Linked DNA regions of Homo sapiens: all the other regions are linked to region 3. A link is a loop called in an ENCODE intact Hi-C map of the cell type or tissue named here. Cell type or tissue: heart left ventricle. All regions are shown on one strand.

Evidence for each region. A loop is a pair of places that touch in the nucleus more often than their neighbours do. Peaks named below come from ENCODE experiments on the same cell type or tissue, not always from the same donor. Only the 100,000 strongest peaks of a DNase experiment are listed, where the experiment ranks them.
Region 1: a loop joins it to region 3, with 2.2 times the contacts of the local background. A loop is called at or near these places in 2 of 110 quality-filtered maps.
Region 2: a loop joins it to region 3, with 3 times the contacts of the local background. A loop is called at or near these places in 51 of 110 quality-filtered maps.

Annotation. Positions count from the first base shown.
Region 1 is chr21:43,899,708-43,907,707 of GRCh38, reverse strand. It overlaps AGPAT3 (1-acylglycerol-3-phosphate O-acyltransferase 3), which reads right to left. Exons shown (of 10, transcript NM_020132.5): 2 at 3,689-3,751. Among named protein-coding and RNA genes, the nearest start is that of AGPAT3, 38 kb to the right of the region's middle. In heart left ventricle, no CTCF peak of the experiment used is centred here; DNase peaks (open chromatin) are centred at 3,701 and 4,032; H3K27ac peaks cover 1,244 bases.
Region 2 is chr21:43,784,788-43,792,787 of GRCh38, reverse strand. It overlaps RRP1 (ribosomal RNA processing 1), which reads right to left and starts at 3,211. Exons shown (of 13, transcript NM_003683.6): 1 at 3,026-3,211; 2 at 1,356-1,438; 3 at 59-116. The coding sequence starts at 3,158. RefSeq lists silencers at 649-861, 2,801-2,970, 3,181-3,410 and enhancers at 3,041-3,150, 5,306-5,846, 5,847-6,388. In heart left ventricle, a CTCF peak has its summit at 3,316; a DNase peak (open chromatin) is centred at 3,307; H3K4me3 peaks cover 2,073 bases; H3K27ac peaks cover 767 bases.
Region 3 is chr21:43,724,144-43,732,143 of GRCh38, reverse strand. All of the region lies in intron 1 of PDXK (pyridoxal kinase), which reads right to left. Among named protein-coding and RNA genes, the nearest start is that of PDXK, 9.0 kb to the right of the region's middle. RefSeq lists enhancers at 129-629, 2,103-2,944, 2,945-3,786, 4,629-5,470, 7,054-7,213 and silencers at 3,021-3,070, 3,421-3,560, 3,310-3,734. In heart left ventricle, a CTCF peak has its summit at 3,038; DNase peaks (open chromatin) are centred at 3,503, 4,463, 5,040, 6,155 and 2 weaker places; H3K4me3 peaks cover 1,872 bases; H3K27ac peaks cover 3,141 bases.

The sequences.
Region 1 (8,000 bases), 180 kb before region 3:
TCTCGCTCTGTCGCCCAGGCTGGAGTGCAGTGGCGCGATCTCGGCTCACCACAAGCTCCGCCTCCCGGGTTCACGCCATTCTCCTGCCTCAGCCTCCCGAGTAGCTGGGACTACAAGTGCCCGCCACCACGCCCAGCTAATTTTTTGTATTTTTAGTAGAGATGGGGTTTCACCGTGTTAGCCAGGATGGTCTCGATCTCCTGACCTCGTGATCCGCCTGCCTCGGCCTCCCAAAGTCCTGGGATTACAGGTGTGAGCCACCGTACCTGGTATGGCACAGTTTTATGGGAAACTTTTTGTTAAAGTGTAATAGATACAGAGAAGTACATAAATCTTCAGCATGCGGCTGGATGAAATTCCAGAGAGGATCCACTCTGACCAGCAGCACCCAGATCAAGAAACGAATCCCAACTACTTTGGGAGGCCGAGGCCGGCAGATGGGCTTGAGCCCAGGAGTTCAAGATCAGCCTGGGCAACATGGCAAAACCCGGTCTCTACAAAAAATAAAAAAGCCGCGTGTGGTGGCCCATGCCCGTGGTCCCAGCTACCGGGAGGCTGAGGCAGGAGGATCCCTTCAGCCCAGGAGAGCTCAAGGCTGAAGTGACCTGAGATCGCGTCATTGAGCTCCAGCCTGGGAGACAGAGAGAGACCCCCTCTCAAAAAAAAAAAAAAAAAAAAGAAAGAAAAGAAACAGACCCTCGCCAGCCCCTGAAGCCCCCTGGGCCTCCTTTGCCTCCTGCCAGGGCAGCTACCCTTCCTGTTCCCCCTGCCAGGTCTGCCTGTCTCTGTGCTGCACTTACGAGGGCCTTGCACATGTGCTGACCCACTGCGCTTCTTCCACCCAGCATGTGTGTGTCGGCTCGCCCAGGCGGAGCACGGGTGTCTCCACGCAGCTCATTCCATGCTGCTCCCCTGGGCAAGTAGCCGGCAGTGTGTTCACCCAGTCCACCTCCGCAGGGCACACAGGCCTGATGAACACGGCTCCGGCGACACTCCTGGCTGTGGGTTCACGCCTCAGAGCAGAGCTGCTGGGTCACAAGCCATGGGTTTGCTCCGCTTTAGAAGATATTGCCAAAGTTTTCCAAAATTAAGAGGTGAGGTCACAGCCACCATGAGGAACAAGCGTCCCATCACGCCCCATCCCACCTCCTCATCAACTCTGGCCTTATCTGTCTCGTTGGTTTTAGCCAATCTGCTGACTGTCTAGTGATACAACATTTCTGGTTTAAAAAGTTCGTTTCTCTGATAACCAATTGAGTTGCATGCCTTTTCAGATGTTTATTAGGTATTTGGGCACCTTTCGAGAGGTACTGGTGCAAGTCATGGACAAACATTTTGCTATAGATTTCGATATTAACACTCACCAGCTTGGGCGGGGGGGAGCTGCAGTGCCACACCGTCTGCTTAGTTTTGCAACCTCTCCTCCCTCCCAAAAGTGATACGTGGCATGCCATCACTGACAGTCACCCGGTTTGGTGAATATCGAGTTACTCACCCTAGAAGCTTGGTTGTAAATCGGATTTGGGTTGTTCTGCAGCTACTACTAGCCCCAAAAGACACAATGTTTCCAACCTGCCCTTCTTTCTGTTCTTTTTCCTAGACCTCAGTTATTACAGAACCGTGATGTCCCTGTCCCCAGAAAGGGAACAAAGGAGATCAAACCGATTTCCATCTTCATCTTCTCAAAATGTCCTCCTTCTGGGAGAGGTCTGCTGATGCCTGACGCGCCTTGGCCGGTTTCTCCCCTAGAAGCAAAACCTCATCCACAGCACAAGCCCACGTGCGCCACACCCTGCACCTGACAGATCAGAAGCCCTCTGGCCCCCCAGCCCTTGCTGGTGGCCTTCCCACAGCCCTGTGGTGACTGCAGAAGCCCCATGCCCTCCTCTCAGCCCTGAGTACAGTCCAACAATAGCCAAAGGACAGGCAGAAGAGCGGGAATGCAGTGAGAGCTGAACTGGGGGGTGCAGGACAGTTCAAGTTTCTTTTGCACAGAATAGCAATTTGCAACAATTTAACAGTTTAAACCACAGGCAAAGTATTAAATCAACAATGAGCAAACCCAGCAAGTAAACTTTTGTGAATCCAGAATGTTAGAGGACAGCTCAGAGTGCCAGTTAGCTGGGAGCTGCCACTGTGTCTTTATAGTATCGTTAGTATCTTCATAGTTATCTGCTATCAAATAAGCAATCTTAATAAAACAATCCTAAAGAGACACTAGGCCGGGCGCAGTGGCTCACGCCTGTAATCCCAGCACTTTGGGAGGCCGAGGCAGGTGGATCACGAGGTCAAGCAATAGAGACCATCCTGGCCAACATGGTGAAACCCCATCTCTACTAAAAATACAAAAATTAGCCGGACGTGGTGGCGGGCGCCTGTAGTCCCAGCTACTCAGGGGGCTGAGGCAGGAGAATCATTTGAACCTGGGAAGTGGAGGTTGCAGTGAGCCGAGATCGTTCTACTGCACTCCAGCCCGGGCGACAGAGCCAGACTGTCTCAAAATAAATAAATAAATAAATAAATAAATAAATAAATAAATAAATAAATAAATATTTTTTTTAAAAAAAGAGACACTAAATACAGTCATTTTAATTTGAAAACTATGGAGGCATTCAGCACCCAGCTCAGATGGTCAGCAATGCTGTTTGAGGTCCGCCATGACTACATCTCTGAAAGCCCGAGCTTGGTGTTGGTCACTTCAATCTTGCTCATGTTTGTTTTTATCAAATGGTAGCTTTCAACACACCCTGGGTTGTGACTGGGACACAGAAGGCTAAATCACCTGCCTACCAAGAACTGGGCCTGTGAGTTACACCTGGAAGCCTTGGAACATCAGGGATGGGATTTGATCTCTGCCGACAGCATTTGGAGGAGACACCTCCTGGGTAGAAAGCAGCCACAGTGGGAGAAGGACACAGGGTCCAGGGCCACCCAGAAGGGACCTGCAGCCTCATCAGCCACAGCAGCGGGCCTGGGAACGGGGGTGGAACACATGGGAGCAGTGGGCAGGGGCCCTATGACGACGGGCTGCAGGAGCACAGGAGGAGCTGCCCCAACCCTGGGCCCACCCAGTGACTCAACGGCCAGGCAATTCCATGCTCTCCACCAAACCCAGGGCTTCCTGAGGAGCGCGTCCCCCAGGAGCAGGGCACCAACCCCCAAGAGCAGGGCACCGACCCCCCAGGAGCAGAGCACCCTCCAGCAACAGATAGCTGGGCTCCCCACGGGGATTGTGCAGCTGTCCCCGGGCCACACCTCTGCCCCATCCCAGACAGACGGCTCCCAGTCGGTCTCCAGGAGAGGGGTGGACTTCCTGGGCTGCTAACAGAGCCGGGGCAGCCCTGTGAGGTGACTCCCATGTCCGCTGTGCCCTGGTAGGCGCCTCAGCCCAGCGTCATTTGTAGCTCAGCCCCTTTGAGCTCAGCTCATCCCTCGCAGGAAGAGAACAAAGTTACCTGAACTTTATCATCTGGGTTTTGGACAAATGAGAAGGGACTGTAATAAATATTCTGTTGGTCATAAGCAAAGGTTAAAATATATACCTTTAAGAAAAATTAATCAACAAGGTATCAAGGCCCAACGCTGACCCCAACACTGGACACATACACACACACACACACACACACACACACACACACACACTCTCACACACGGCGCCCTGCGTCAGGCGGCCTCACTGCCCACTTACCAAGGCACAAGGTCAGCAGAGCCAGTGGGAACAGCTGCCCTCAGGGCTTCCGGCTGGACAAGCCTGAAAGTGAAAGGCACACATGTCAACGTGCTTGCGCAGGACTGGAGAGACGCCGTGTGACCAAATATATGCATCCACTTCAAAACCCGAAAGGCTGCATGTCAGGGAGACTGACAAGCACGCATTAACATCCTTTCCCGATCAACCAAACACTCCGTCACTTAAACATCAGGGTCAAGGCCATTCAGGGCATTGCTGGCACGCTGCTTCCCACTGCCTGGCCAGGAGGCCCAACAGATGGCTCATAAATGAACAGTCCCGGAGCCGCCAGAGGTCACGCCCCAGGAAGGACACGGAAAAGCCACCCAGCCACCTGCAGGCTCTTGGAAAGGCGGGGCCACCATGGGCCCCTCCGGATGCCACAGCTCCTGCGACAGCTACACCAGCCTTACATGCGCTCCCGCTGCTTCCCAAAGCCCTGCCAGCCGCAGCCCTGGGCTTCTCCAAAATCCAGCCCAGCCCAGCCCCCGCCAGCAGACCATTAGCCTGCCTGCCGGCAACCAGGAAAAAGCCCGTGTTTGCTCATTTGTGTTACATTGTGGTGACGTCCACTAACATAAAATCCACCATTTTTAGGTATGTGGTTCAGGGGCTTTATGTCCATTCCCACTGCTGTGCAATCATCACCCCTGTCCATCTCCAGAACTTTCTCATCTTCCCAAGCAGAAACACTGTCTCCATTAAACACCTACTCCCCATCCCCGCTAGCCCCTGGCACCCACCATCACACTTTCTATCTCTACGAGTTAACCACTCTAGGGACCTCATATAAGTGGAATCATACACTATTTGTCCTTATGTGACTGGCTTATTTCACTCAGTATAATGTCCTCAAAGCTCACCCACTTGGTGGCAGGTGTCAGAATGTCATTCACATTTCAGGCTGGATAATATTCCACTACAGACACTATGGACTGAATGCTTGTGTCCCCCAGCTACAAATTCATATTTTTTTTGAGACAGGATCTCGCTCTGTTACCCAGGCTGGAGTCGCCGTGGCACAATCACCGCTCACTGCAGCCTCAGTCTTCTGGGCTTAAGTGATTCTCCCACCTCAGCCTCCCAAGTAGCTAGGACTACAGGTGCATGCCACCATGCCCAGATAATTTTTTAAATTTTTTGTAGACAAAGCATTTCACTATGTTGCCTAGGCTGGTCTTGAACTCCTGAGCTCAAGTGATCCGCCTGCCTCGCCCTCCCAAAGTGCTGGAACTAGAGGTATGAGTCACCATGCCTGGTCCAAATTCATACGTCGAAATCCTCCCTGCTAATGTGATATTTGGAGACAGGGCCATTGGCAGGGGATTAGGCCAAGAGGGAGGAGCCTCAAAAATGGGATTGGTGCCATTATGCCAAAAGACACGGGCCAGCTGCTTCCTATCTCTCTGCCATATGAGGGCACAACCAGGAAGAGGCCCTCACCAGCCACCAAACCTACAGGCACCTTGAGCTCGGACTTCCAGCCTCCAGAACTGTGAGAAATAAATTTCTGTTACTTAAGCCAGCCAGTCAGTGTTAACTTTTTTTATAGCAGCCCAAATTGACAAAGACAGTGTATATATCGCATATTTTCCCCTATTAATCTTACAGTTCTAACTTTCACATTTAGGTCTATGATCCATTTTGGTTAATTTTTAAATATAGCATAAAGTAGGGTGAAGGGCCATTGTTTTTGTAGATAGGTGTCCAATATTGTCTTTCGATATTTGAAAGGCATTCCTCCACTGTCTTCAAATTGTATAGTTTCTGATCAGAAACCGGCTCTCATTTTTGGCTTTGTTCATCTGTATGTGATAGCATTTGCCTCTGTCTACTTTCAGGATTCTCGGCAATTGGATGATGGTGTGTATTGGGGTGAATTCCTTCATGTTTCTTCGGTTTGAGATTTGTTGAGCTTCTTCGGGATGAGTTTCATCAGATCTGGAAAAATTCTAGCCATTATTGTCTTCAGGTATTTTCTACCACACACGCCTCTTTTCTGGAAATCAGTTTCATATGTTACTCTCGATATGGTCCCACTGATGCTCTGTTCATTTTTTTGTCTTTCTTTCTTTGTGTTTCATTTTACAAAGTGCTGTGTCTTCAAGTATACTGATCTTTTCTTCTGCAATGTCTAATCTACCACTAATCCCATTCAGCATATTTTTCATTTCTAGAAGATTTATTTGGGTCTTTTTTCTTTTTGAGACAGTCTCATGCTGTCACCCAGGCTGGAGTGCAATGGTATGATCATGGCTCACTGCAGCCTCAACCTTCCTGGGCTCAAGCCATCCTCCTACCTCAGCCTCCTAAGTAGCTGAGACCACAGGTGTGCACCACCACGCCCAGCTAATTTTTGTACTTTTCTGTACAGATGGGGTTGTCCAGGGTGGTCTTGATCTCCTGAGCTCAAACAATCCTCACATCTCAGCCTCCAGAAGTGCTGGGATTACAGGTATGAGCCATGACGCCCGGCCCTAGGTCTTTTTTTTATATCTTCCATTTTTTTCTTTATTTTTATCATATTTGCCCTGATTGAACACGTGGAACATATTTATCAATGCCATCTTAACATGCTTGCCTGCTAGCTCTATCATCTGGATAGATATAGTTCCCTTCCCTTCTCTTTTCTCTTCTCTTTTTTTTTTTTTTTTTTTAACAGAGTTTCACTCTGTTGCCTGGACTAGAGTACAGTGGCATAATCATAGCTCACTGCAGCCTCGAACTCCAGGCTCAAGGGATCCTCCTGCCTCTGCCGTTGAGTAGCTGGCACTACAGGTGCATACCACTATGCCCAGCTAATTATTTTCTTAAAACAAACAAAAGAACACATATCTTTTTAGAGACAGGGTCTCGCTATGTGGCCCCAGAGGGTCTTGAACTCCTGGGCTCAAGTGATCCTCCTGCCTCAGCCTCCCAAAGGGCTGGAATTGCAGGTGGGGGCTACAGTGTCTAGCCTGGATGTTTCCAACCATTGATTTTCCTCTTCTTCTGGGTTTTCTGTATGGCAGTCACTTTTGCTTGGCTGCTGGGCACTGTGAACTTGGTGCCTGTGAACTTGGCACTGGACGCTGGGTTTGCTGCTGTCCTGCATCTCCGGGCTTTGTTCTGGGAGCAGTCAACCTAGAACCAGTTTGATCTTTTCAGATCTCGCTCGTAAGCTCTGTTTGGTGAGTCCTGAGCGGACCTTTGTAGGACAACCTTGGGTGGTGAGTCTCTCCCTCTGGCCACTGAGCACACAGATTCACCCCACCCTGTGAACTCGGGGACTGTGCCACCCCTGCTCTCCCACGCCCCTTTCCCTCACCTGGGCAGCATTCACATGCCACCTGTGGTCAGCTCTCAGAGACTGGAAGGCCCCTCCTCAGCTCTCCAGAGCTGTTTCTTTATGGAACTCCCTCTTCTTCCATATTTTTCTTTGTACATTCCAGCCTTCCTGGAGCCCCTTAACTCCACACTCTGTCTCCACCAGGTCCTGGTTCCCCTCCCTGCCCTGTGGCTGGAGACTCTGCAGGTGACACGCTGGGCTACTGAGGCCTCACTTCCCTCATGCCCCTCTCTGGTCACTGTCCACACGGCCTGCCACCAGTGTCTGAAGCCTGTGGCTTCATGCACTTTTGTTTGGCTTTCTGGTTGATTAAGGTAGGCTGTGAAATTTGGTCTGTATCTTCCACCATGGCTAGAAGTGCAAGCTGGAATCTTGCATTTTTAAATCCAGGTTTTCACTCATCCAGAATGGGCTTCTCCAGTGGACCTCACAGGTGTTCCCTCTCCAAGACACACTGACCTATGTCTAAAGTGGAACCTCAGCTGCAGAGGGCCTGACTTGCAGAGCCAGCTTGACAGCCGTCTCTGGAAGAGAACAAAAGCATTTGCCTTTTTCTTTCTACCTCCAGATCATTTACTCTCCATGAAGACATCTCACTCAAAGTACATTTTCTATGTCAGAATGCAATAGCAGGACTATTTGCCTGCCCACGTTAAACTAGAAGGCAAGCCTGCACTTAATCAGCAAAAAGAAGGCGGTGCTCCAAAGGCAGACCATGTACTGACAGCACCTGAGACACTCCTCCTCTCAGTTCATCGCCTCTTCCCAATTTCTTCTTGACCTAGGCAGGTCAAGAGAGCATCACCGGGGCTGGGTCACGAATCTCTACCACTCCCAGTCATGGGTTCTCCCAAGCTCCTCTCAACACCCAACAGAACCGGGGCCGAGGCAGCTGCTGCACACACACACACGAGGTGATGCCTGGGAAGCCTCCTGGGGGAC
Region 2 (8,000 bases), 61 kb before region 3:
TGATGCTCAGAGGTTCTGACATCTACAAATGCACCCAACTACAGCAGAGCATACTCACGCGCCTCCGTGGTCTGAAAAGCATGAACGAGCTGGGAAATAGTCCTTCCTAATTCTTCCTGTGTAGGAAACAACAAAAACGCCCTCAGCCCCTGAAGCACCAGGCTCTCACAATGACACACACGCAACCACCCACTCACCCACTCACTCACTCACTCATCACAGAGAGTCGGCTTCCAGGGGGTCTCAGCTCAGTGCACTGGAGGTTTCACCCCTGCTCCAAAAGACCCCTCTACAGCCAGGGTCAACAGGCTCTCACACAACCACGGGAGGCCCCTCTAGACAGCTGGGGTCAACAGCCTCTCACACAACCACAGCAGGCACTGCCCTCTTGACAGAGGCTGTGCCCTAAGCCACAGAGTCACGGTTAAAGAGGGACGTGGGAGAGCGGAAGGGAGCCTTGGGACTCACAGCCCCCTAACCATCAGGAGGAAGAGGGCTGCGAGACCCCATAGATCACTGGCTATCTGCCTACATCACCGTGCCAGCCATCGCCCAGAATACTTGCTAAGGGACATTTCACAGCCTCCCCTTGATAATTCAGTGGGCATGGAATATGGCCCAGGAACCTGAACTTAACTAAGTACCCTCACCACCCAGGAGATTTTGAAGGAGAGCACAAAATTCACAATTTGAGAAACAATGTTTGGAAAAGGCTAGCAGGAGACGTCCTTGTCTCAGGAGACTTGAATTCCGCCCCGTGGTTTCCACTATTTCAGCACTTGTTTGCAACCCAGGACAAACACAAAACCCAGTTTTCACCCATGCCAGTGCTGCTGCAGTGCACGGCTCAGTCAATCACATCAACACCTCAGCAAGTGTAAGACTCACCTAACAAAGGCCCAGGCCCACCAGCCGTGCCGAACCAAGCGTCAAGGCTATACGACCTCCCCACGGTCTCTGGCCATATTAAAACTGGGTTGACCAGGCCGGGCGCGGTGGCTCATGCCTGTAATCCCAGCACTTTGGGAGGCCGAGATGGGAGGATCACTTGAGCTCAGGAGTTCGAGACCAGCCTGACCAACATGATGAAACTCTGTCTCTACTAAAAATACAAAAAATTAGCCAGGCATGGTGGCAGGTACCTGTACTCCCAGCTACTTGGGAGGCTGAGGCAGGAAAATTGCTTGAAACCAGAAGGCTGAGGTTGCAGTAAGCCGAGATTGAGCCACTGCACTCCAGCCTGGGCAACAAGAGCGAAACTCCGACTTAAAAAAAAAAGAAAAACTGGGTTGACCAGATGCCCATCCATCCTCCCCCGCTGCTTCTGTACCTGCTCTGCTGCTCCCCCCACTCACCTGGAGGAGTGGCTTGTCCTGCATCCACATGCAATAAAACAGTCCTTTCCACACCTTCAGCAGCTCGTCGTGCGTAAAACCACCTGCATCAAAACAGCAACGGTTGGACCAAATGAATCCCACACCTTCGAGTGCCAGAAAGGAAGCCACAGAAACGTGACTGCCTGAATGAGACCAAAGTCCCACTTACGGTAAAGGCAACTGGGGGGCAGAATCTGGCCCTCCCCTTCAAACAATCCTTCTAACCCAGAACCTGCCGCGCCTGTGGCTATGCGGCTACTCCAGGTAACTGCTACTTCACGCACACAGTAAAACCGACTGAGATCTACAAGGTATCAGGCACCATACTCCATTTTGGAAATTCAAAATTGCGAACCTTGACGGTTTCCTAAGCTGGACAGTGGCCACAAGGTTAATCTGTTGGTGATAATTCATCCAGCATTATACTGAGGGCTTCTGCACTCTCCTGTAATATATCTCAAATACTAAAAGAAGAAAGTGAACTCAGGCATTCAGACTACGAGAGAAACAGAAATTACTGAGGCCAGGTGCGGTGGCTCACGCCTGTACTCCCAGCACTTTGGAATTGAGTGCTGAGGCAGGATCACTTGAGGCCAGGAGTTCAAGACCAGTCTGGGCAACATAGGAAGACCCCAATTTGTACAAAAAATACAAAACTTAGCTGGCCTGGCCGCACGGTGCCAGTAGTCCCAGCTATTGGGGAGGCTGAGATGGGAGGCTCACTTGAGCCTGGGAGGTAGAGGCTGCAGTGAGCTGTAATCGTGCCAATGCACTCCTCCACCACGGATGACAGTGAGGTCTGTCTCACTCAGAAAAATAACAAAAAATTTTAATTTAAAACATTACTCAGTTGACATTCACTGAAGTCCTATGTGTCTGGCAACCTGTTCCTGCAGCAGTGGTTCTCAGGCTGAGTGTGGGGAGCAGAAGCACTTGAACAGCTTCATAAAGCAGATGCCAGTCCTGATTTAGTAGGGCTGGGATCCTAGAACTTGCATTTCTTTCTTTTCTTTTGCGATGGAAATGGAGTCTTGCTATGTTGCCCAGGCTGGACTCCTGGGCCTTTGTGATCCTCCCACATCGACGTGCCAAGTAGCTGGGATTACAGGCTTGGGCCACTGCGCCCGGCATAGAACGTGTATTTCTAACAAATGTCCAGGGGATGCTACTGCTGATGGGGGACCACGCTCGGAGAACCACCTGGTACCATGAACAAGAAGTAGATTCTCGGCCCTCAGAGAGGTACTCTCGAGTGGAAATCGGAAAACAATCCAATAATTAACGCAAAACAGAAAACTGCAAACAGTGGGAAATGCTGCCATGAGGGAAAAATACTGGGTGCCCAAACAGCAGGGCAGCAGGAGTACATGGTCTACTGGAGGGAGGGGACGCCTGAGCTAGGAAAGGGGTTACGGGGCTGGGGAGGAGCGTTCTCGCAGAGGGACCAGAGTCACCGCACCACGAGGGAAAGCGGCGGCGGGGGCCGTGGGCCGGTAACAGCGGGAACAGGCCAGTGGACCCCGCCTGCCCGGCCCGGCCACGTGGAGGTTCCACAGGGCTCGGAGGGCCCCCAGCTCCGGCCGCCGCCGCCCACACCCGCACCAGCCCAGCCGGCCCCCGAGACGCCAGCCGCCCACACCCCCGCCAACCTGCGGCCCGCTGAGTCCTGGCGACGATGTATTTCCGGAGCTTCCTCACCGCCCGGTCCCGGGTCACCTGCTCATTCCCCGCCAGGCGCTGAGCCAGCTGGATCTCAGGCGGGAGCTGCACGCGCGAAACCATGACGCCGACGGCCGAGACCCCCTGTCCCGGAGTCGCCTGGTACCCAGCACACTGAGCACGCGCCTCCTGCGCCCGCCTCCTCCTGGCCCCGGCGCGTGGCGTGACGTCACAGCCCGCGACACCGCCCAGGCGCACGCCACCGCCGCGCAGTGGCCGAGCCGCGCAACTGCAGCCCCCGGAGGCCGAAGGCTACAGAGGGGGCGCGCGCTCCCTGCCTGTGCGCATGGGCGGAACCAGCGAGCGCGCGCCTGCGCCTGCGCCTGCGCCTCGCTGGGGCTGCGGTGGGTCGGGATTCTGAGGCAAAGATCTGTTGTTTTTTAATCTCATTTTATTTATAACCCCACTTGTATTTTTTTCCTGAGACAGGGTCTCGCTCTGTTACCCACGCTGGAGTGCAAGGCGCGATCTCGGCTCACTGCAGCCTTTGCCTCGCGGGCTCCAGGGATCCCCCAGCCTCAGCCTCCCGAGGAGCTGGGACCACGGGCGCCACCACTCTCGGCTCGAAACTTTATTTTTAAAACCAGGGGTGTGCCGGGCGCGGTGGCTCACGCCTGTAATTCCAGCACTTTGGGAGGCTGAGGCGGGTGGATCACGAGGTCAGGAGTTTGAGACCAGCCTGACCAACATGGTGAAACCCTGTCTCTACTAAAAATACAAAAATTAGCCAGGCGTAGTGGCGGGCGCTTGTAATCCCAGCTACTCAGGAGGCTGAGGCAGGAGAATTGCTTGAATCCGGGAGGCGGAGGTTGCAGTGAGTCGAGATTGCGCCGCTGCACTCCAGCCTGGGCGACAGAGTGAGACTCTGTCTCAAAAAACAACAACAAAAAAAAAAACGGGGAGGCTGCATTTGGCCTAGGGCCACAGTTTGACATACCCTGAAGTAGAAAAATATTCTTTATTTTTAGAAATAACTGCAGAACTCTTTGGTAAAGGTGACCTGTCATGATGTCTGTAATTCATTCTGCAAAAAAGTAAATCATTACACGCACATATGTGTATGCAGATAAGCAACTATGGCACACTGTTAACAGTTGTGGCGTTGGCCGGGCGCGGTGGCTCACGCCTGTAATCCCAGCACTTTGGGAGGCCGAGGCGGGCGGATCATGAGGTCAGGAGATCGAGACCATCCTGGCTAACACGGTGAAACCCCGTCTCTACTAAAAACACAAAAAATTAGCTGAGCGTGGTGGCGGGCGCCTGTAGTCCCAGCTACTCAGGAGGCTGAGGCAGGAGAATGGCGTGAACCCCGGAGGCGGAGCTTGCAGTGAGCCGAGATCGCGCCACTGCACCCCAGCCTGGGTGACAGAGTGAGACTCCGTCTCAAAAAAATACAAGTGTGGCGTCTACAGGCAGGAATACAGGTCTTCATTGACCTATCTTCTGACATTTTCTATGTATGAAATTTTTCATAAAAAGTTGAAAAGGCTGGCAGTGGTGGCTCATGCCTGTAATCCCAACCATCACTTGGGGAGGCCAAAGCAGGTGGATCACCCGAGGTCAGGAGTTCGAGACCATCCTGGCCAACATGGTGAAACCCCATCTCTACTAAAAATACAAAAATTAGCTGGGTGTGGTGGCGAGCACCTGTAATCCCAGCTACTCGGGAGGCTGAGGCAAGAGAATTGCTTGAACACAGGAGGCGGAGGTTGCAGTGAGCCAAGATCCGGCCACTGCACTCCAGCCTGGGCGACAGATTTTGAAACTCTGTCTAAAAAGAAAAAAAAAAGGAAACATTTAGCAACTGGTTTTAGAATCTGAATTAGTTCTTGTTGTTGTTGTTGTTGTTGAGACAGTTTCACTCTGTCGCCCGGGCTGGAGTGCAGTGGCACGATCTTGGCTCACTGCAACCTCCACCTCCAGGATTCAAGCAATTTCTGGCTAATTTTTGTGTTTTTAGTAGAGATGGGGTTTCACCATGTTGGCCAGGCTGATCTCGAACTCCTGACCTCAGGTGATCGGGCTGCCTCGGTCTCCCCAAAGTGCTGGGATTACAGGCGGGAGGCACTGCACCCAGCCAGCCTCTCCTCTTCTTATGAGGACGTCAGTCAGTGTGGACTTAGGCCTGCCTTAATTTAGCATGACCTCATGTTAACTAACCATGTCTGGAAAGACCCGTTTACCAAATTAAGGCCACATTCCGAGGTTCCAGCGGACATGACTTTCCGGGGGACAAGCACGAATGAGAAGAGGCCCTGCACTCACACAGTGGGTATGTCGCACGCACACACTGGGTATGTCACGCACAGTGGGCATGTTGCACGCACACAGTGGGCATGTCAGGCGCACAGTGGGTATGTCGCACGCACACAGTGGGTATGTTGCACGCACGCAATGGGCATGTCAGGTGCACAATGGGCATGTCAGGCGCACAGTGGGTATGTCTCGCACACAGTGGGTATGTCGCATGCACACAGTGTCAGGCACACAGTGGGTATGTTGCACGCACACAGTGGGTGTGTCGCGCACAATGGGCGTGTCAGATGCACAGTGGGTATGTCGCGCACAGTGGGTATGTCAGGTGCACAGTGGGTATGTGGCACGCACACAGTGGGCATGTCAGACGCACAGTGGGCATGTCACGCGCACAGTGGGCATGTCGCACACACACAGTGGGCATGTCAGGCGCACAATGAGCATGTCAGGCGCACAGTGGGTATGTCGCGCACACAGGGTGTGTCATGCGCACAGTGGGTGTGTCGCACGCACAGTGGGTATGTCGCACACACACAATGGGTATTTCACGCGCACAGTGGGTATGTCGCACTCACACAGTGGGTATGTCGCGCGCACAGTGGGTATGTCAGGTGCACAGTGGGTATGTCGCATGCAAACAGTGGGCATGTCGCACGCACACAGCGGGCATGTCAGGTGCACAGTGGGCATGTCGCGCGCACAGTGGGTATGTCGTGCGCACAATGGGTATGTCGCACGCACACAGTGGGTATGTTGCACGCACATAGTGGGCATGTCAGGCGCACAATGGGCATGTCAGGTGTACAGTGGGTATGTCATGCAAACAGTTGGTATGTTGCACACAGTGGGTATGTCGCATGCACACAGTGGGTGGTATCGTGCATGCAATGGGCATGTCAGGCTCACAGTGGGTATGTCAGGTGCACAGTGGGTATGTCTCGCACATAGTGGGTATATCAGGCACATAGCGGGTATGTCACACCCAGCTGCTGAGAACAGGGTGGGAGGGACTAAGCTGTACTAGGAGGGTGAAGTTGTGCACTGGGGAGCACACCTTCACACCAGGCTCGAGATGCCAGGCTTCAGACGGAAAGGACATGGCAGGTGGTCTCTAAAGATATGGAAGACTAAGATTTGGAAATCGAATAAAGTGGCTTTTAAAAAATCTCTTCTCGGGCTGGGCGTGCTGGCTCATGCCTGTAATCCCAGCACTTTGGGAGGCTGAGGTGGGTGGATCACGAGGTCAGGAGATCCAGACCTCATAGGTGAAACCCGTCTCTACTAAAAACACAAAAAATTAGCTGGGTGTGGTGGCGGGCGCCTGTAGTCCCAGCTACTTGGGAGGCTGAGGCAGGAGAATGGCATGAACCTGGGAGGCAGAGCTTGCAGTGAGCCGAGATAGCACCACTGCACTCCAACCTGGGCGACAGAGTGAGACTCCGTCTCAAAAAAAAAAAAATCTCTTCTGCTGGCATGACCTGTTGAAGGCAGAAACAAAAACGCTCTCCAGGGTAACCTCCTCCCCCTTTTTTTTTTGACAGAGTCTTGCTCTGTCACCCAGGCTGGAGTGCAGTAGCGTGATCTCAGCTCACTGCAACCTCCGCCTCCCAGGTTCAAGTGTCTCCTGTGTCAGCCTCTTGAGTAGCTGCAACTACAGGCGCCCACCACCACACCTGGCTAATTTTTGCATATTTAGTAGAGACAGGGTTTCGCCATGTTGCCCGGGCTGGTCTCGAACTCCTGACCTCAAGTGATCAGCCCACCTCAGCCTCCCACAGTGCTGGGATTACAGGCGTGAGCCACCACGCCTGGCCACAGTATAACCCATTTCTGACTGAAAGTCACACTAGGGCTCAGCCTTAAGGAAAACTAAGTTTAAACCTCTTTTTCACTGTATTTTCTCTTTTCCCCCGGGCTAGAGGTGGAGACAAGAAAATATGACCTGGTTTTTAATGAATATTAAAGACCAAAATTTCAAATTTTTAAACGGCCTGAAATGTCCCACTACTTTTATTTTATTTTATTTTATTTATTTTTTTAAGAGACAGAGTTTCACTCTATCTCCCAGGCTGGAATGCAGTGTTGCAATCACAGCTCACTGCAGCCTCGACCTCCAGGGCTCAAGTGATCCTCCCACCCCAGCCTTCTGAATAGCTGGGACCACAGGTGTGCATCACCTCAGCTAGCTAATTTTTTATTTTTTGTAGAGATGGTGTGTTAGTCAGGGTTTTCTAGAAGGACAGAACTAATAGGATATATATATATATATCCTATTTTATATATATATATATATCCTATTTTATATATATATATATATCCTATTTTATATATATATATATATATATATATACACACACACACACACACAAAGGGGAGTTTATTAATTATTAACTCTCACGATCACAAGGTCCCACAGTAGGCTGTTTGCAAGCTGAGGAGCAAGGAGAGCCAGTCTGAGTCCCAAAACTGAAGAACTTGGAGTCCGATGTCCGAGGGCAGGAAGCATCCAGCACGGGAGAAAGATGTAGGCTGGGAGGCTAGGCCAGTCTCGTCTTTTTACATTTTTCTGCCTGCTTTATATTCTAGCCTTGCTGGCAGCTGATTAGATGGTGCCCACCCAGATTAAGGGTGGGTCCGCCTTTCCCAGCC
Region 3 (8,000 bases):
GAAGCCTGCGAAGAGAATGGGCTTCTGTCAGCAGTGCTCTTCTTCCCCCGGGGCTCTTCTCCCCACAGGGGCAGCGGTAGTGACCGTCCCTTCCCATAGCAGCAGCGGAATCCACTTTGTGGCTTTCCCTCCACCAGCAGAATTCCTCATCGCATGCCCCCACAGACTCCCAGCACCCGCCAGCTGGCAGACACCTGCCTTCCCAGCTCCAGGTTCTAAAGAGTCCAACAATTCTCTTATCCCAGGGTCAGCTGTGTGGAGCCAATGCTGGCAGGGGTCTCCTCCACGACACCAGTGTTCCCTTTTTGCCTTCTCTATTTTCTCAATACCTGGCTGAACAACGGCCTCTACGATTGTTGCTCTGGTTTCTGTTTCTGGACTGGACCCTGCCTGATACACCTCATCTTTCCCCACCCACAAGGGAGCCAAGGACAGACTGGTTCTTGGTCCAAGGTTCAGCCCAGCGGGCTGCTGGGCTCTCCACAACACTCACCTCCCACCCGGAGCTCCTCCACTGCCTTCACAGGAATCGCCTTCAACAAAGACAGGCCAGGTGCCCTGTGAGCAGCCCTGCTGACTGATGGGATCAGCTTGGGCCCCTTTAGGAACAGCATTACTGGTCTGTGTATGTGAATCACCTTGTTTTACAGTAAACCCTGTCCCTATAATGGCCTATGGGGCTCTTCCGTGGCAGAATTCTAAGAATGACCTTCAGGGACCCCGCTCACCCTCGGGCAACCCCCTGAGTGTGGGTGAAACCTGTCAGTGTGATGAGATCTCTCTCCCATGAGGATCTTCTTATCCAGGAGAGTTTAATTGAATGACATGAGCCCTTCAAAAGCAGAGTTTTCTCAGGCTGAAGGGCAGAAGGAAAAATCAGAGATTGGAAGTTAAAAGAAGGACTCAACGACTGTTGCTGGCTTTGAAGATGGATTGGGCCACGCGATTGCCAGATGCAATAGTGCAGGTCAGTTTTACGTAGAGTCATTATTAAAAACTGAGTCATATGGCCAGGCACAGTGGCTCACACCTGTGATCGCAGCACTTTGGGAGGCTGAGGCTGGAGGATTGATCACTTAAGCCCAGGAGTTCAAGACCAGACTGAGCAACATAGCAAGATTCCATCTCTATTTAAAAAAAAAATTGAGTCATAAAACTTACAATTATGTAAATTATATTATTATTTTTTGAGACAGGGTCTCACTCTATCACCCAGGCTGGAGTGCAGTGGCACAATCATAGCTCACTACAGCCTTGAACTCCTGGGATCAAGGGATCCACCCTCTTCAGCCTCCTGAGTAGCTAGGACTACAGGTGCGTGCTGCCACACCTGGCTAATTTTTATATTTTTTTGTTGAGACAGAGTCTCACTATGTTGTCCAGGCTAGTCCTGAACTCCTAAGCTCAATCAATTCTCCTCCCTTAGCCTCCCAAAGTGCTGGGACTACAGGTATGAGCCACTGCACCCAGACTACATAAACTATATTAAAAGTAAACATAATATATATTGTAGCCTCACCACTTCCTAGTTTACTAGCATTTTACACTATCTGTTGTCTACTCAGCTATTTGTGTCTATTGTGTCTGGAGGGAAGAACGCTACATGACAGAGGCTGCTGCACAGCTCTTTCCTGCTCAGGTTGGTAGTTTACGTTCAGCTATAGTGGAAGTATTCACACCACGGAGCTTGGCAGTACATACTCTAAATCAGATATGAGGGCTGGGCACAGTGGCTCACGCCTGTAATCCCAGCACTTTGGGAGGCCGAGGTGGGAGGATCACCTGAGGTCAGGAGTTCGAGACCAGCCTGGACAACATGGCAAAACCCCGTCTCTACTAAAAATACAAAAATTGGCCGGGTGTAGTGGCTCGTGCCTGTAGTCCCAGCTACTCAGGAGGCTAAGGCAGGAGAATCACTTGAACCTGGGAGGCGGAGGTTGCAGTGAGCCAAGACTGCAACTAGCCTGGGTGACAGAGAGAGACTCTGCCTCAAAAAAATTCAAATCAAACCAAATCAATCAATCAATCAATCAATCAATCAGATATGAGCAAGACTCTCTGATGTCCATACCTGCTGTGACGGTCCACTGAGGCCTGTGGACTATCACCTCATCCCCCTTCTCGGGATGGTCTTATTAGGCCGCCGTGCTACCATTTTTTGTTTTTTGTTTTTTTTGTTTTGTTTTGGTTTTCTTTTTTTGAGACAGGATCTCATGCTGTTGCCCAGGCTGGAGTCCAGCGGCACAATCTCAGCTCGCTGCAACCTCTCCCTCCTGGGCTCAATTGATTCTCCTGCCTTAGCCTCCTGAGTAGCTGGGACTACAGGCATGTGTCACCATGCCTGGTTAATTTTTTATGTTTTATTTTTTGTGGAGAAATATTGCCTATATTGCCCAGGCTGGTCTTGAACTCCGGGGCTCAAGCGATCCTCCCACCTCAGCCTCCCAAAGTGGTGCAATAACAAGGCGTGAGCCATCGTGCTCGGCCCGTGCTACTGTTCTGCTCCTAGCTCCCCTCATGTGCATTCCCCACCCGCACCTCCAGACGTACCCCTCTAAACCCAGCCCTTGAGCGTCTGCTGCGCCCACAGGATGCAGCTCAGACTCCCGGAGCGTCCCACTCCCACGGCTGATGCCCCTGGCTGCTGGGTCGCCCACCACTCTGTGAACTCCTCACTGGGCTGCAGAACCCCGGGCACCTTCTGAATCCTGTAAAGCTCTGAAACCCCTGTGCCTGGCCAACTCCCCTCTCTCAGCTCAGACCGTCCTTCTTTCGGCCTCCAAGACCCTGCTGCAACCGTGCCTACGGAGCCCCCGCGACAGCACGCGAAGAACGAGGGTTCTTCAGGACTGGGGCTCTCTGCCGGCCCTGGCCAAAGCCCCCGGCCTCTGACAAACCCACTGCTGCCACAGGACAGCCTGGCTGTCTCCGCTGGGAAGTCTGAAGGACAAGCTCCTGCTCAGCCTCTACCGCAAGGTGTAACTCCGTAAACAAGCGCCAAGCACCCAGCGGAGCCGGGGTGGGAAGAGCCGCGGAGGCCGCAGCCAGGGGGCAGGATTGCGGGCGGGCGGGTGCGGGGTGGGGGGCTGGGCTTTGCCCCGCTCATCCGTGTGACGTATTGGGGCTCCCCCACCTGCAGGCGTGCGCCCCGTCTCCTGCCGAGAGAGAAAGCCAGTCAGATGGCTACACTCTGCCCTGGGGGGTCAAAATAATCCCAGCAGAGTCCAGGCCAGTGGGATGGCTTAGAAAGGGTCGCAACTTCCTCCTGGGAACTTCCTGCGGGGGCCGCAGCGGAAGTGCTTTCAACCTCATCAGTCATCCGGCTGGACCGCAGGAGCTCTCCGACTCCCTTCCCCCTGCCGCCCGCGACACAAGCTCATCCCCTGCCCAGGCGCAGCCCGCAGTCCTCCTCCCTCGGCCGGTGGTGTGAGCAGCCCTCCTCCTGCCCACGTGCGGGAGTGGCTGCCTCGGGCTCCTCCCAGGGCCCACGTGCGCGCCTTATCGGCAGCATCCCACTCTGCTCACAGCGAGGCAGACAGGCAGACAGCCAGACACTACGTGAGCGCGGCGGCTCAGCTGATCCTCCTCCTCCTCCGGGGAGGCAGGGTGACTCAGAACGGCAGGAGTGGGGGAAGCTCTGGAACATTCCAGGGGAGCTCCTCCACCCCAGCCTGACCACCCTAGTTCCAGGCGTTCCAGGGGAGAGCAGGGTGAGCGCTGCACAGAAGCCGAAGCCACCCACCCAGCAGAACCCTCCCTTTAGCTTATTTTGCAGAGACCTCTGACCACTTTAGGAAACCAGAATGAGGAAAGAGGACAGGAGAGATCATGTGACTGCTTCACCCTGATCAACCTGGGGCACAAGCACCCCGCGTCCCTCCCACCGCCTGCCACTGGTCAGCCCTATGATCCACATCAACCATGTCCTTTGTCCTACAAACTCCCAGGGGGAACTTCTGGTGGAAATGGCCCCGAGCCCCCCAGAGCAGTCTCCCCTCATCCCTGACCCACCCCTGCCTCAGCCTTCACAGCTCCAGGGTCCATCGCCTGGGCCCCCAGCCCTGCTCAGAGCACATGGACACCCAGCTCCCTACTTCCAGGCTCACAGTGCCGCAGAGGGACCGTGCACCAGCTGGGCAGGGGCTGCCAGGTGCTGGGCTCACTGCAAAGTGCTAAGGGAAGGCAGAGGTCATGGCTGGCTCAGAAGTGCCCAGATGGCCAGACAGCTGGGGGCTGAGTCCAGGGATTGCCAAAGCAGCATTCCTGACCCAATATGGGCTCCCTGGTGTGACCTCGGGCCCCGTCCACCCCCACAGCGTGCAGCAAAAATGCCACCTTATTCTAGCTCCAGAGTCTGCTCCACAGGGCCTCACACCCGCTGCACCCTCCTCCTGGATGCTGTTCCTCCCTGTGCCCCGGCTGGCAGAGCTCCACCTAGTGCTGGCTCCCTCCCACCCCTTGGAACTCGCTCCCATGCACAGCAACTGGCCCTTGGGGTCAGCCAAACCTGTGTGCACTGCACAGCTTCCTCGTTTAGCTGTCCTAGGGTGACCACATTCCCAGAGGCTTGGTGACTGTCACAGGTAAGGAGATGGGACAAGAGGCTAAGCAGGCTAGCCACCTGCTTCAGGAATGGGGAAAGCTGCCGGAGGAGTGGCCAAGGACAGGGACAGGGGCTGGCAGGCTTGTCTTGGCCACAGAACCCTTTAAAACAGAGGCCCCATGCAGAGCCGGGGAATAGATGGGCACAAGGCGGCTGCTCTGTGGGCAGGAAGGGAGGCGCTGCCGGCCCCTCCTCGGCTGATTGCACGGTTTTTTGCTCAGCCCATCTTTGACAACTCCTTTCTTCCTTTCTCCTTGAGAAGTTCCCTCTGTTCTTATTCCTCAGCGTCACTCACTCTGTGAACTGGGCACGCAGGATTCCATTTCAAAAGCTCTGTGTGGGTGTGCACCCGCAGACACCAAGGCCAACAAGCCACAATGCCAATCAGCAGCCCCTGTGTCCCCGAAGCTGCCCGTTCTGCGGATCCGCCCCTCCCTTTCCAGGGAATGCCAGTCACACCAAGCCTCCTAGGAAGGAAGTCACTTACAGGAAAGACGGGGGGGCCGGCCAACACTGGGGCCTGCAGAGCAACACACCGCATACACACACATGCATGCCCATGACACACGCATGCATGCCCAGACATGTGCACACACGCCATGCACACATGCCCCATACACATGCATCCCACATGCACACATGCATGCCATGTACACACAAGCACACCCACATACACACACACCATGTACACACATGCACACCCACATACACACACAGTGTACACAAACACACCACGTACACACATGCACACCCACATACACACACACACATGCACCGATGTGGGCTAGAGCCAGAGGCAAGAGGGAAAAATAGATCAGAAAATGGGACCAATAGGCTGGGTGCAGTGGCTCATGCCTGTAATCCCAACACTTTGGGAGGCTGAGGTGGGTGGATTGCCTGAGGTCAGGAGTTCAAGACCAGCCTGGCCAACATGGTGAAACCCCGTCTCTACCAAAATACAAAAATTGGCCGGGCGCGGTGGCTCAGCCGTAATCCCAGCACTTTGGAAGGCCGAGGCGGGCAGATCCCGAGGTCAGGATATCGAGACCATCCTGGCTAACATGGTGAAACCCTGTCTCTACTAAAAATACAGAAAAATTTGCCTGGTGTGGTGGCGGGCGCCTGTAGTCCCAGCTACCTGGGAGGCTGAGGCAGGAGAATGGCGTGAACCTGGGAGGAGGAGGAGGCTGCAGTGAGCCAAGATCACGCCACTGCACTCCAGCCTGGGTGACAGAGTGAGACTCCGTCTCAAAAAAAAAAAAAAAAAAAAGAAAAAGAAAAAATGGAAAACGGGACCGATAAGTTCTTGTTTTTCTCCATGACAGCCAAACAAGAATAACAGAAACCTCAGTCCCAAACTAAGGGAGTCAGAAAAGCAAAAAACTAGCCAATTTTCTTCCTTCTTGGAGAAAGATGAAAGAAAAAGAAGAAATACCAGAAACAACACCTGTTTCCTGGATTGGGACACATTCTGGCTCAGACCCAGGGACTGGCAGAGGCCAGAGAGAGAGAGAGAGAGAGAGAGAGAATCCCAGCTAGACGGGAGGAAAGCCAGCTGCCCAGCATGGCCTGGAGAGCACGTGGGAACGTTCCGAGGACACTCAGAAGCGTCTCCAACATACAGCATCAGCATCACCTCTAAGGAAGTTAGTGCGGGCCACCGGAGGAAGGAAGGAGGCACACTTTTCACCACTGGCTCTTTTTCCTTTCCTTTTCTTTTTTTTTTGTTTTGAGCCTGAGTCTTGCTCTGTTGCAGGGGCTGGAGTGCAGTGGTGCAATCTTGGCTCACTGCAACCTCCACTTCCTGGGTTTAAGCAATCTCCTTCCTCACCCTCCTGAGTAGCTGGGATTACAGTAGTGTGCCACCACGCCCGGCTAATTTTTTGTATTTTTAGTAGAGATGGAGCTTCACCATGTTGGCCAGGCTGGTCTCGAACTCCTGACCTCAGGTGATCCACCCACCTCAGCCTCCCAAAGTGCTGGGATTATAGGCGTGAGCCACCGTGCCTGGCCCAGCGCTGGCTTTTTTGTACTGTTTGCAAATGCATGTCACCTTGAAAAATGTTAAGGCAAAAATGATGTCTTTTAAAAGGCAGGGTGGTATTCTTCCAGGATCTTATAGTGCAGTTCTGAAGGCAAAGAAGACTCTTTCTATCCTAGGAATTCTAAGAAAAAATGTAAAGATTTTTCAAAACACCAGGTGTTTTGTTTTGTTTTGAGACGAGAGTCTTGCTCTGTCGCCCGTGCTGGAGTGCAGTGGCGCGATCTCGGCTCACTGCAAGCTCCGCCTCCTGGGTTCACACCATTCTCCTGCCTCAGCCTCCCAAGCAGCTGAGACTACAGTCGCCCACCACCACGCCTGGCTAATTTTTTGTAATTTTAGTAGAGACGGGGTTTTACCGTGTTAGCCAGACTGGTCTCGATCTCCTGATCTTGTGATCCGCCTGCCTCAGCCTCCCAAAGTGCTGGGATTACAGGCGTGAGCCACTGCACCCAGCCAACACCAGGTGTTTTAACCATTTCCCCAAGAGAACCCTCCAGTGATGCCACATCTCTGAAGAAGAGGCCACTTTGCAGAGCAGGGGATTTTTTTTTTTTAAAAACAGGGTCTACCTAGTGCATCGGTATTCTCTGTCAACTTTCTGGTTAAAAATACATTGTACTTCCATACATGTTTATTTTTTACTTTTTTTTTTTTTTGAGACAGGGTCTCACTCTGTCACCCAGGCTGGAGTGCAGTGGCACCATCACAGGTCACTGCATCCTCCACCTCCTGGGATCAGGTGATCCTCCCACTTCACCTTCCCAAGTAGGTGGGACTACAGATGTGAGTCACATAGCCAGCTTTTTTTTTTTTTTCTTGTAGAGCTGGAGTCTTGCTATGTTGCCCACGGTGGTCTCAAACTCCCAGGCTCAAGTGATCCCCCCATCTCGGCCTCCTAAAGTACTGGGATTATAGGTGTGAGCCACCGCACCTGGGCTTGGGGATGCTTAAATATTTGAGGATAGAAATCAGCTCCTGACTTGAGGGCCCTCAAGCAACCCCCTGGGGACCCCGTCACGCGTCTCTGGGAGCCCGGGGTTACTCGCTGCTCGCGTCCACATGCTGCTCAAGTGCTGAGGTCCCAAAGCTCTGCAGCTTCTGCTCCTGTCCGGAGAAGCGGGGCCCAGTAAGCAGGTGGGACCCTCGGCCTCTGCCACAGCTACTTTTGCCAATGTCACAGCAGGTAGGAGTCAGGTGCTGACATCCAGGGTTCCAGGGCAGGGAGCCCCCTGCCTCTTCCTGTGGGGCGCTTGAGCCACAGTCCACCTGCCTAACGGGCATGGCATTGAGGCCCCTAGACAGAGAAATACAACCTCCGCCAAGCCCCCTCAGGTGTCTCAGGTCTGCTCCGCA